2 separate regions of the Homo sapiens genome follow, and region 2 is linked to region 1. The links are chromatin contacts, found by Hi-C in ENCODE. All regions are on one chromosome and are shown on one strand. Each heading gives the region's core, a stretch centred on a gene start or an enhancer-like site at or near the end of the contact. The rest is flanking DNA. Distances are from core to core; before and after follow the strand shown.

The links. Hi-C counts contacts between places; a loop is a spot of excess contacts on that map. Pooled maps may share reads with other maps.
Region 2: a map of GM12878 shows a loop between it and region 1 (4-fold over the local background). The contact joins two enhancer-like sites. A Hi-C loop is called at or near these places in 1 of 168 maps with a recorded cell type or tissue (GM12878), 1 of 37 single-sample maps with no recorded cell type and 11 of 50 pooled maps.

The regions. Positions count from the first base shown.
Region 1 is chr1:221,202,079-221,208,063 of GRCh38, reverse strand. No RefSeq gene overlaps it. Among named protein-coding and RNA genes, the nearest start is that of LINC02817, 130 kb to the left of the region's middle. Within about 2 kb of position 4,428, at least 10 of the 41 ENCODE cell types and tissues checked have a DNase peak (open chromatin) inside an H3K27ac peak, as active enhancers do.
Region 2 is chr1:221,065,270-221,071,057 of GRCh38, reverse strand. LOC101929750 (a long non-coding RNA gene) reads right to left here. Exons shown (of 7, transcript XR_001738479.2): 3 at 3,956-4,099. Among named protein-coding and RNA genes, the nearest start is that of HLX-AS1, 190 kb to the right of the region's middle. RefSeq lists a silencer at 1,865-1,914. Within about 2 kb of position 1,782, at least 4 of the 41 ENCODE cell types and tissues checked have a DNase peak (open chromatin) inside an H3K27ac peak, as active enhancers do.

The DNA of each region.
Region 1 (5,985 bases), core at 3,179-5,678:
TGTCAATTCGTGAAACACATTCTCCATCCAGTTTTGTTCCCTTGCTGGCAAGGAGTTGTAATCTTTTGGAGGAGAAGAAACAATCTGGTTTTTGACATTTTCAGCCTTTTTGCACTGGCTTTTCCTCACCTTTTTGGATTTATCTACCTTTGGTGTTTGATGTTGATGACCTTCGGATGGGATTTTTGCATGGTAATCCTTTTTGTTGATGTTGATGCTATTGCTTTCTGTTTGTTAGTTTTCCTTCTAACAGTAGGCCCCTCTTCTGCAGGTCTGCTGGAGTGTGCTGGGGGTACACTCCAGACCCTGTTTGCCTGTGTATCACCAGCAGAGGCTGCAGAACAGCAAAGATTGCTGTCTGCTCCTTCCTCTGGAAGCTTCATCCCAGAGGGGCACCCACTGGATGCCAGCCAGAGCTCTCCTGTATGAGGTGTCTGTCTACTTCTTCTGTGAGGTGTCTCCCCATCAGGAGGTATGGGGGTCAGGGACCCACTTGAGGAGGCAGTCTGTCCCTTAGCAGAGCTTGAGCGCTGTGCTGGAAGATCCACTGCTCTTTTCAGGGCCATCAGGCAGGAAAGTTTAAGTCTGCAGAAGCCACGCTCACAGCCGCCCCTTCCCCCAGGTGCTCTGACCCAGGGAGATGGGAGTTTTATCTATAAGCCCCTGACTGGGGATGCTGCCTTTCTTTCAGAGATGCCCTGCCCAAAGAGGAATCTAGAGAGGCAGTCTGGCTACAGTGGCTTTGCAGTGCTGCAGTGGGCTCAGCCCAGTCAGAACTTCCTGGCGGCTTTGTTTACACTATGAGGGGAAGACTGCCTACTCAAGCCTCAGTAATGGTGGACGTCCCTCCCCCCATCAAGCTTGAGCATCCCAGGTTGACTTCAGACTGCCGTGCTGGCAGCAAGAATTTCAAGCCCATGGATCTTAGCTTGTTGGGCTCCATGGGTGTGGGATCTGCTGAGCTAGACCACTTGGCTCCCTGGCTTCAGCACCCTTTTCAGGGGATTGAACAGATCTGTCTTGCTGGTGTTCTGGGTACCACTGAAATGAAAAAACAACAACAACAAAAAAAAACCTCCTGCAGCTAGCTCAGTGTCTGCCCAAATGGCTACCCAGTTTTGTGCTTGAAACCCAGGGCCCTGGTGGTGTAGGCACCCTAGGGAATCTCCTGGTCTGTGGGTTTCGAAGACTGTGGGAAAAGTGTAGTATCTGGGCTCAAATGCACCATTCCTCACAGCACAGTCCCTTGGGGCTTCTCTTGGCTAGGGGAGGGAGTTCGCTGACCCCTTGCACTTCCCAGGTGAGGTGATGCCCCACCCTGCTTCAGCTCGCCCTCTATGCACTGCACCCACTGTCTAACCAGTCCCAATGAGATGAACTGGGTACCTCAGTTGGAAATGCAGAAATCACCTGCCTTCTGCGTTGGTCTTGCTGGGAGCTGCAGACCAGAGCTGTTCCCATTAGGCCATCTTGCCCGGAATCACATTTCTTCTTTTAGATGAAGACCTGGCTTATAATTTCTGCCAAAGAATATGGATCAGAGTATTTGATCACTGACTATTCTGACTATTCTTAAGGATGGCTACTCTGTGATATTTAGCCATCCATAGACTTAGAGAGGTTTGTAAGTTATCAATTGCTATGTAACAAATATGCCCAAAACTTAGCTGTTCAGAATAACAAACATTTACAATCTCACAATTTCTATGAGTCAAGAATCTGGGCATGGCTTAGCTGAGTGCATTCTGGTTCCAGGTCTCTTGCAAAGCTGCAATGATGGTATGAGCTGGGGCTGCAGTCATCTCAAAGCCTGACTAGGGGAGGATCTGCTTCCAAGACTGCTCATGCGACTCTTGGCAAGCTTCAGGTACTCACTGGCTGTTGACCAGGTTTATAAGGGTTTATTTTTTATTTTTAGGTTTTGTGGGTTTTGTTTGGTTGGTTGGTTTTTGTCATCTGGGCATCTCCCCATAGGGCCATATACAATATGGCAGCATACTTCCCAAAGCCTGAAGGCTCCCAGAGAGAGAGATCCAGAGAGGGCATCCAAGACAGAAGCCACAGTCTTTTTCTAACCTAACCTTGTTAAGAACATCCCATCGTTTTCTATCATGTTCTATTCATTAGATGTAAGTTCAGTGATACTGAAGAGAACAGCGTCAATACCAGGAGACAGGGATAAGTGGGGGACATCTTAGCAGCTGCCTACCACACAGTACATGACCTAAAATAGCAGCCTGAAATATCAAAACCTCATACAATTAATATATAAAATGAAGTTACTTCTGTTGCCACTGAAAAATACCAGCTGAACTGAATTTAGGGTGATTTACGTACAGGTAACTTATAAAGGCCATAATCCAAATGATCTGCCAAATATTGGAAACGAAGTATAACAAATTCCTTGTTATCATCACTATTAAATTAAGAGACTAAAGAGAAATAGTGTATTCATTCTGATGCATGGGTCATGCTCCCTTGTTATGGTTACACTTCAGTCATTTGGTGAATGTAACAACTTGACATATGAACTGCCTTTGAGAGAAATTTGGTTGAGAAGCCTCAGGACTTCATCTCAGAACAATTTCTCACTGAACATACACAGTATAATTATAACAAATCTTACCTCAAGTCATTGTGTGTGTGTGTGTGTGTGTGTGTGTGTACGAGTAAGAGAAAGAGGAAACAGTTAACCATATTCTGTATATGAGGTTGAAAATCCTTTCAACATATTGCAGCCATCAGCTTCATATTGAGATAAAAGTTCACCAACCACAATTCAGAAATTTATGGATCTTGCCATGTCCTTCTAGATTGATGGGAGTTATAAAAGCCAAATGCAATTTAGAAATAGCAAAAATAGTCCAGGTGCAGTGGCTCACGCCTGTAATCCCAATACTGTGGGAGGCCGAGGTGGGTGGATCACCTGAGGTCAGGAGTTTGAGACCAGCCTGGCCAACATGGAGAAGCCTCATCTCTACTAAAAATACAAAAAAAAAAAAAAAAGAAAGGAAAAGAAAATTAGCTGGGCGTGGTGGCACATGCCTGTAGTCCCAGCTATTCGGGAAGCTGAGGTAGGAGAATAGCTTGACCCCCGGGAGGCAGAGGTTTCAGTGAGCCGAGATTGCACCATTGCACTCCAGCCTGGGTGACAAGAGCAAAATTCTGTCTCAGAAAAAATAGCAAAAATATTATTTAAAAAACTACAAAGAAGTACTAGTCTATCAGAATTTGATTTCTTAATCTATTAAGGAAGTTTACTCTCTCTAATTTGATTTGTGACTTAGAATTATTCTAGGACATTTTAGAAAAAGGCTAATACAAGCACAATACACTTTCCTACAGCTACAGTGATATCACACTTTATAAAGTGAGGTGCAACATGTTTGGGACTCACCATGTTATCTTTGTTAAACCCAAATACACAAAAGCATCCAGCCAGTAAGTGACAGTCTGGCTACCTGTCCTAACTACCAGTCACTTTTGTTCATCCACATATTCACATTTTCCTTAACCAGGATACTTACTGTCTCTATTTCTGTATGACATGATTACAACTCTGAGAAGGCTTTTGTTCTCTAGTATTTGGAATCCTTAAAAGTACTTCACTTCGTTGTTAGAAATGAAGCAAAATTGTAGTTAAGAAAATTGTTGGGACTATAAAAACATTTGGCTCCTTTTCCCTGATCCAGAAGGTACTGTGTGTTCTTTGGATCTCAGTCAACATTTTGGGCAGTTCCAGATAAGGTATCCAATAACTTCACTTTGTGTCCCCATTTTTCTTGCCCTCATTCCAGAAAAAGTTGGATAGCTGCCTCCCAAATAATTTTATTGTGAGGGAAGTTATTATGAAAACATACTCCACTGGTTTTCACTGACCTCCAAAACACACTCCCTAATTAAGTGCAAATGGGAAACTGACTTGGGAGCAGGTTGTCTCTGATTTTGGACTTGGGAGAAGTATTAAAGTTTATGAACTCGATACGCAAGCTCCATCTGCCAAATGAGGAATTTCTTATTTCATTTGGTGACCACACTGAGATTATATAATGCTCCTCAGAAAACTCTGAATGCTGAAGATGCGTAAACCATCTGTCTATGTTGAAAGGTCAAAAAATGCACTGCCCCCACAATGTGTCTCTGGGCATAACTAATTATTTATCCAGAGAAATTTCATCATAGAGTTGTTGGGGTTTTTTTAACATTGAATTTCTACATAACCATAAAATTTTACAGTACTAAAGAGAGAGTGATCATATTCATGCTCTCACATCCTTTTACAGGAGGCTAGGGTTAGTCAGCTTTAATATTTAAAGAAACCTGAAGACCTGGCACAGAGAAGTGTGAGAAGCAGAGAAAGGAAAGCAAACAATTTCAGCTCTGCCATCGCATCTTTCCCTCCCCAGCCAGCAGGGGGCAGTAGTAACAGAGGAAGTGAAGCTGGCTTACTTCTGCGACTGAAGATCCAGAAACAAGGAGAAAGGGTGAAAGTTGCATGAGGTTTCTCTGCTCTCCAGTGACCCACCCCAGCCCCCCACCCCATTGGTGGGAGTAGACCTCAGGTGTACTTCTGAATTCCAGTTCTCCCATGGTACCAGCTTAAGTTATGACAGATAATTAACTATGTTTTGAAACCATGCTATAAGCCAGGCACTGTGTTAAGCACTTTACATGCATTTTTTTATTCCATCCTTTAGCAAAGTAGGCTAAAGTAGGTTTTGTTATCATTTGTGTTTTAAAGATGAGAAAACTGAGGCTTAAGAGATTAAGTAACTTGCTCAAGGTTACCTAGTTAAAACTCTAGCCACTAACTAGTAAAGAAAACTGCAATATTCATCTTTAACCCAGGGATTGAGTCTTATGTTTATTTAATTTGTTTTTGTGTATTTTTTCATTTTCTAAATTATTTAATCTGACAAAGATGCAGGTATTTTCAGTTGTTTTAATACTCAAAGGGTAATACATGTAATACACAATTATCAGGTGAATTTGAATGCATCAGAGTAATTCAAGAGAAGGAAAAATTTTCCCCAAATTATCAAATTTGCTAACAATGGTGATACTACTGAGTAATGTTATTAACTCAGATATTGTACAGTCACTCTTTCTTTTAGTAGGGTAGCTACAAATTGGATTTATATCATTTGTTGCCCTCTGTAGTCATTTTGCCAAAATGAAACACTCTCAGTTCAGGGTTTATAATCAGACAGACAGTGTTCTCATATCAGCTCTGTGCTTCCTTCTCTGAGCCTCAGTACCCTCATCTCTAAAAGGAATCATTCATACTTTAGGACTCATTTGATGGTTGTGAAGGTTAAACAAGCTAATACAGGTAAAACATTTAGCCTGACTCTGGCATATAGGAAGTAGTCTATAACTGCTATTATTCTGACTCAATGTCAAGCTTGGAAAACAAGTAGAGAATTCAAACAAATGTCCAGCTATTTTGGTTCTGGGTGCCAAAAGTCCAGATGTTTGAGAAACCTCAATTAATAACTATATTTGTTGGTGCTCACTGGTGTAGTTGGCACAATGTGATCACAGGTTACATTTGAGGGCAAGTGGGGGTTAATGTTCTCCCCATTCATGCACAGTTGTCCTTTGTTAGGAACTAAAAATACAAAGGTATAAAGGTTTCCCTTTCTATGTCTGCCGAAAAGATTACCGACAGTCAAGAGGCAACTTTTTTTTTAACAAGCACTTAAATTCCTTTTAAAATCTTAAATGAAAAAAAAGTATTTATTTCCTATACTTTCTTTTCAGCTTTCAAATATATCAGAAAAATCTAAATACAATCCAGTTTTCTTCACTCTAGTCTAATCCTGAGCAGCCCAGCACTGAAAATAAAGATATCCTTTATTTATAAGCATATCTTATAAATAAAAGTTTACCAACCTCCCATAGAGTTTGTGTTTCCAGGATCTTCATTGTTAAATCATTATTCAAATCATAAAAGTTGGGAAGAGACACTTATCCTTTGCAAAA
Region 2 (5,788 bases), core at 533-3,032, 130 kb after region 1:
GCGTCAGGCCTGTTTCCCTGTTCTGGCGTTATCTGGCTGGGGGAATTTGGCAGAGTATTCAATCTCTGCAAAACTCTGTTTCTTCATCCATAAGGTTAACATTTATTAAATCATTTGAAAAGCAAATGTGCCAAGTGTTTATTGTATACAAGTGAACCCAAATTGCTACTCATTCTGCTTATATTCTTGTTGATAACAACATCTTCACTGGGACGTTGTTGTTTGGATTTAATAAGAAGGTAAAAAAGAATCTAGCATATAGGAAAAGCTCAATATATGTTATTAACCCTGTGTGCATGCTCATGACATGTTCATTTTTAGAGTAAGCCAACCTTTGGTGCATCTAATGAGTCAACCTTCCCTTGGAGCTTCCTATGCATGAACCTGAAGAACTACCATCAGGGGCAACCAACTCATGATTGTATTCCCAATGCCATTTGCAGTCATTCCCAGATTTTTAAGGAAATGTCTCACTATGCTGTCTTACCATAGGCAATATAGATAGCCTTGGCTCTCCTCTCTTTAGATTCGTACTCAGAGAACTATCTGCTAGTGAAAAGGAAAAGAGTGCAATCTACCAGGCAAAATAGAAAGTTAAGGTATGGAAGGTGCTCACTTTCCAAACAGCTGCTACAGTGCTATTATTAATACTGCCATGGTTATTTTCACGTAGGATATCTAGCACAGAAGGAAAATCAATCTCCAGCCAGGTCTGGGAGGACTCAGAACAGAGCTTCAAGGAGAGCATAACAAATGCCCCAAACTCCTTCTGCTTACTTCACTTAAAGTCTTATTAGTATCATCATTTCCAACTGGGCAACAACCACATCTGCCTCCCTTCTGCTTTCTCAGCCATCGCCAGTGGCAAGTTGGTGGTTGGATATTTTAGGTGGGTTCTATATGGTGGTTTTCAAAATTTTGTAACCCAAAACTTAGCTCTCCCTTCTGCATGGAACTATTGTGATTTAAAATTAGTAGTCAAGGTAGTTCCTCAATTAAGGAGTATTTGGAACAGGGAAAGTCTGCCTGAATAATGTCTGATTCTATACTTTCACGTGAATGTACTCCAACATGTACATCCATAGGTAATTCTGTATTATGGGGGTTATTAAAAAATATAAAGTTTGAAGATATCTTCGAGTCATTTTACCTGCTAGAACAATACTTGTCTAGTATCAGTTAACTGGTCACAAAGGAGAGGTCTTGTCTTACTCTCAACAGTCTCTGATGGTGTCATTTGAACACTGACACATGCAGATATTTTCTCTCTTTCTTTCTCATATGTGGTCTTGTTGAAACTCCACAATAACTGCGTTTGGAATCTACAGTCATATAAATTTAGATCATCATGGGAGATAATTATACTGTGGAAATGATACGATATTTACATGTCGAAAAGGAGTCATAATTCTTCGAAATAGATGCCTGCTAGCTTTCTTAAGAACTCATTTCACAAATTCAAGTTGAAACAAATGAATACATGTTCCTCTTTTTGCTTCCTCTTTTGAGCAATTTTATGATTGAAAAAAAAAGACACATTACCACAATGGAAAATACCTCATTTTTCCATTAAAATGTGCTCTTTTTAAACAGCTATCCCCCCACCCACTTCCCTGTTTATTGGGTTAAAAGGAGCCATTTCTAGGAGACCAAGCCAAAGTCTCAGCAAGGAGGTGGAAAGCTAGGTGCTTGGAAGGCTAGTCTGTTACCTACCCTACACTACAATGACTGTGGCAGCATCAACAACAGCACCAAACCAGCCAGCTGGAAAGTGAGAACAAATCATTCTAGTGACTGACAGTTTGGTCCCCTCTGTGTCCCAGGAGAGGCCAGGCTGATTTTCACCCACAGCGGGAGGCACTGGTTCAATCAGGTCTTCTTGCAGCTAGTGGATCCAGAATCAGAATGTTCTTATACAAATACCACTTTGTGTCCTGAAAAAGAGAGATTCCACATGGACCCAAACTACAGGTGTTTGTACAAGAACATTCTGTGGAATCTCTCTTTTTGAGGATGCAAAGTGCTATTTGTATAAAATGGCTTCATTTCACCAGCAATTTTGATTTCATTTTTCAGCCTAATTTGGGTAAAAAAAATGAAACCAAAATTGCTAATGAAATAAAAACCAATGTTTCATGGGTTGAATTTTTAACTTTTTGTATTAGCCCAACAGCGTCCATCTCTTCTAGTTAAATATCGACTTCTCTCCAGGTAGATATTCTAAAGACAAATGGAAAATTCAAACAAGTATGCTGACCTATAAAATGATGTCGACAAATAGTTTAAAGGGTTGACCAAATACTTTGCTCCTTAACTTGATTCTCTCCTTTTTAGTTAGACAGTTACAGTGTCATCAGAGAGAAAATAAGGAAACTAAAGATTGTTCAGGATTTGGCTCCTCACACTAATTTTATTCTCATGAGTTAAGATTTCCTTGATTCAAAATAGGGCTCTTCCCCTTTTGTTCATCTTTCCACAAGGTTCACACTCTCCTAAGGCCTGGGATTTCTCCTTAGACAGCTTCATCCCTACAATTATCTCAGGATCTGTGCAGATTCTCCACACATGGTGTTATTCATAGCATGCAGATGGGGTATTCCTATTCCTAATAATTTAGGTTAGAAAAGTACATTATGGATAAAATACAGCAATCTCTTAATGATCTCTTCTACATGGATAGCAAGCAGAAGTGCTCATGAATTCTAGGTAATTTAAGTTTATACATATCAGAAAATATTACCAAAAGCTTCCAACCATTTCTCTCTTCTCTCTCTCTCTACATACATTCTCATTCTCTCTCTCTCTCCCTCCCTCAAAAAGTATCTCTGCAGCATTTCACACAAGAAATTAATTAAATCCCATTGATTCTTTCTGGGAAATATGCTACTGAGCAGGAACATCCACTTAAGATGAAAAATACTAAAGGTGAGGAAGAGAAGCAAAAGTTTAGGATAATCTTCATGCTGGATTATAACTTAAATCCTGAATAACCTGGATTTGGCTGAACTTCACTCTTTTTTATGTTGTTTTCTTTTTTCAAATAAACTTCAAGGCATGAGATCGTGGTACTAAAATAGAAATACAGTGGAATCATGTTATTGCAAAAATTTGGCAAAGCTACTGGTGAAATCATGTCCCCTGAAACATAACAATGACATACAGTAAAAGCACAATTCATTTCAATGTGCCCATAAAGAGAGTGTTAGCTGTTCCTCAGAGTCTACACTGTAAAAGGGTTTCAGCATATTTAGTGAACCAACATTCAACTCAGTAATTCTTATCTTGCCAATAGCATATGTGGTATGTTAAAATCCACCTCTCAGTAAATTGCCGTGTGGCATATAAAATGTATTAAAAGTACACGAAGCAAAGTTGTTCTAAGGGTCTGCATTTCATTTTGATGTCTGATCATCGGTGTATTATTTTCCTGTTCTATTATTGTTATTATTTAATTTGTCTATGGTGCTTGATCTTGATGGGGAGAGGAGAAAGAGAACTAGTGGGTGGGATTTTTTTTGACATGTATCAAAGGGGTGATAGACAAAAATAGAGCTGAGATTGTTAAGCCTCAACACACCATGCCTTCTGACACCAAGATTTGTCCATGCCACCAGATTGCTGGGATTTTGCCTCCTGCTCACAATCTAATTACCAGGCTCCAAACACAAATGTGCTAGCATCCCACACAGAACATTAAGTTGATGCTGCTGAGCCAGCCTGCACTGAGGCACAGGGTGACAGGAGTTTCCAGGTTTCTTTCACTGCTTGCTTCCAGTTACATGGTTCCATAGCCCCAACCTCTGCTGGCACAACCAGATTCCTTCCACTGAGCACCATATCATTTCACTCCAGTTAGGTGCAAAGGAATATATCTGAGAACGTGTGAGAAGCCCACAGATTTTCCAAGCCTGTGTTTAAAGCATTTGTGAAGACAAAAAGAAGTGAGATGGCTTACATGTTCCATTCAGTGACATGAATTATCTACGGTGATGGAGGGCCTGTTCCAGGAGGGAGAGGGGAGTGAAGTTGAGGCACTGGCCACTTCCTGCTCTTGATGTCGCTGGTCCTGAGACTTCTGAGCTGGTGACTTGTCCCATTCCTGTGTGCGAGGTCCACAAATAAGCTGACATCAAAGATTGTTACAGTGAGAAGTAGACGGGCAGCTCAGTTTAGGATGAGGAGTGGAGAGAGAAGAAAGGAAGTCATTTCCATATAACAGTTGTTTAAAGGAAATTTAAAGCAGATGCTTCCAAGACTGGACACTAGACAGAAACTAGGCCTTTGGGGAGGCTAATAAAATTCAAGTGATGAAGGTCTTCTTTGGGGAAAAGCTGTGTTTTTCATAGGCCCTATGTGAGACCACAAGAGTCAAAGAATTCACTGGAAATATGAAACTGATTTGCATCATTTCTATGAAGAGGCAGACAAAATGTATGGCAATTTAAATATTTTGTCTTTCAACCACTTAAGATGATACGTCACTGGACACAGTCTGGCATTCAGAGTGTCTTAAGAGAAAAAAGAATGTTCCTAGAAGGTGAATGTACTAAGTCCAGAAATCATAAGACCCAGAAGACACTTGAGGCAAGGAATTTTAAAAGTCAGAATGCACGTGCTAATGCCTTTCCTAGGATCCAACTAGAAAACCTCATTTCCCTTCTTGAATATAACCTTTTCAAGTTTTATTTCTCCAAAATGAAATCTTACTTCCTTCCCAATTTGCTTCTCTCCTGAGTTCAGCAAAATTTGTCTTAGCATGAAGACTACCCAGAAAATTTACCCAGGAGAAACAGATTTATATAAAAGATGATCTTATATTTCATCATGGATAATCCTGTGTCATTCATTCATCACTAAGCAATTAACCCCTATGTACCATATAATATGTTCCATGATACTATCAATGGCCTTCTTTCTCTTCTTGGTAGTTGGGAGTTTTGTGTTAAATCAGAAGTTTTATATGCTTTCTGAGTATTTTGCTTCTCAAAAACTGTATTATTTTTATTTTAATTACAAAAAGGATACATGTTTTGTGTAAGTAAAAAAATATAGCAATACATGAAGAGAAAGCTAAGCCCACCTTCCTAAGGTAACCCATGTTAGTAATTTGGTGTGTATCCTTCTGTTCTTTCCCTCATACTCATACAAGCATATGTTGATGTAGAGAAAAACTGTCTTTATGTTTGGTAATGAGCTCATTCTATAAACATTATTCAGTATCTTGCTTTTCTTTGCTTTTTTTCCACAGCAGAATATTATAGACCTATTGAAAACACTGGCTTCTCAAATATGGCAAAAAACACTGAATTCCAGAAAACTTTAAATTACTCATATTTGCTTATGGATAGGTAGAAACCTGCTACAATAAGGTAAGAAAATACCAATTGTAATACTAACTAAAATACCCAGATTCAAAGTTATTTTCTTTAAAGAAATAAACTGTCTATTTTAGCAAAATAAGTTTAAAGGAAGGGAGGTCCCATAGAATGTTTAACACTCATTTCTTTCCCTCTTTCTTTTAAATATCTTTCTCAGAGACTGGCACCTGAATCATTTCCTACCCCTAAACTTTAATTGTTTTCATTTGCTTATGAACTTTAAATTGTTCATATTTGCTTATGGATAGGTAGAAACTTGCTACAGTAAGGTAAGGAGATACCAATTGTCCCCTTTCTTCAAAATACTTCCTCTGGCTTCTGAAGCTCTGTATAAACTGCCCACATTTCTGAAAGTAGTTGAAAAAACTGCCGATGCCCCTGGGAAAGTGAGATCATAGGGAGCCATCGTC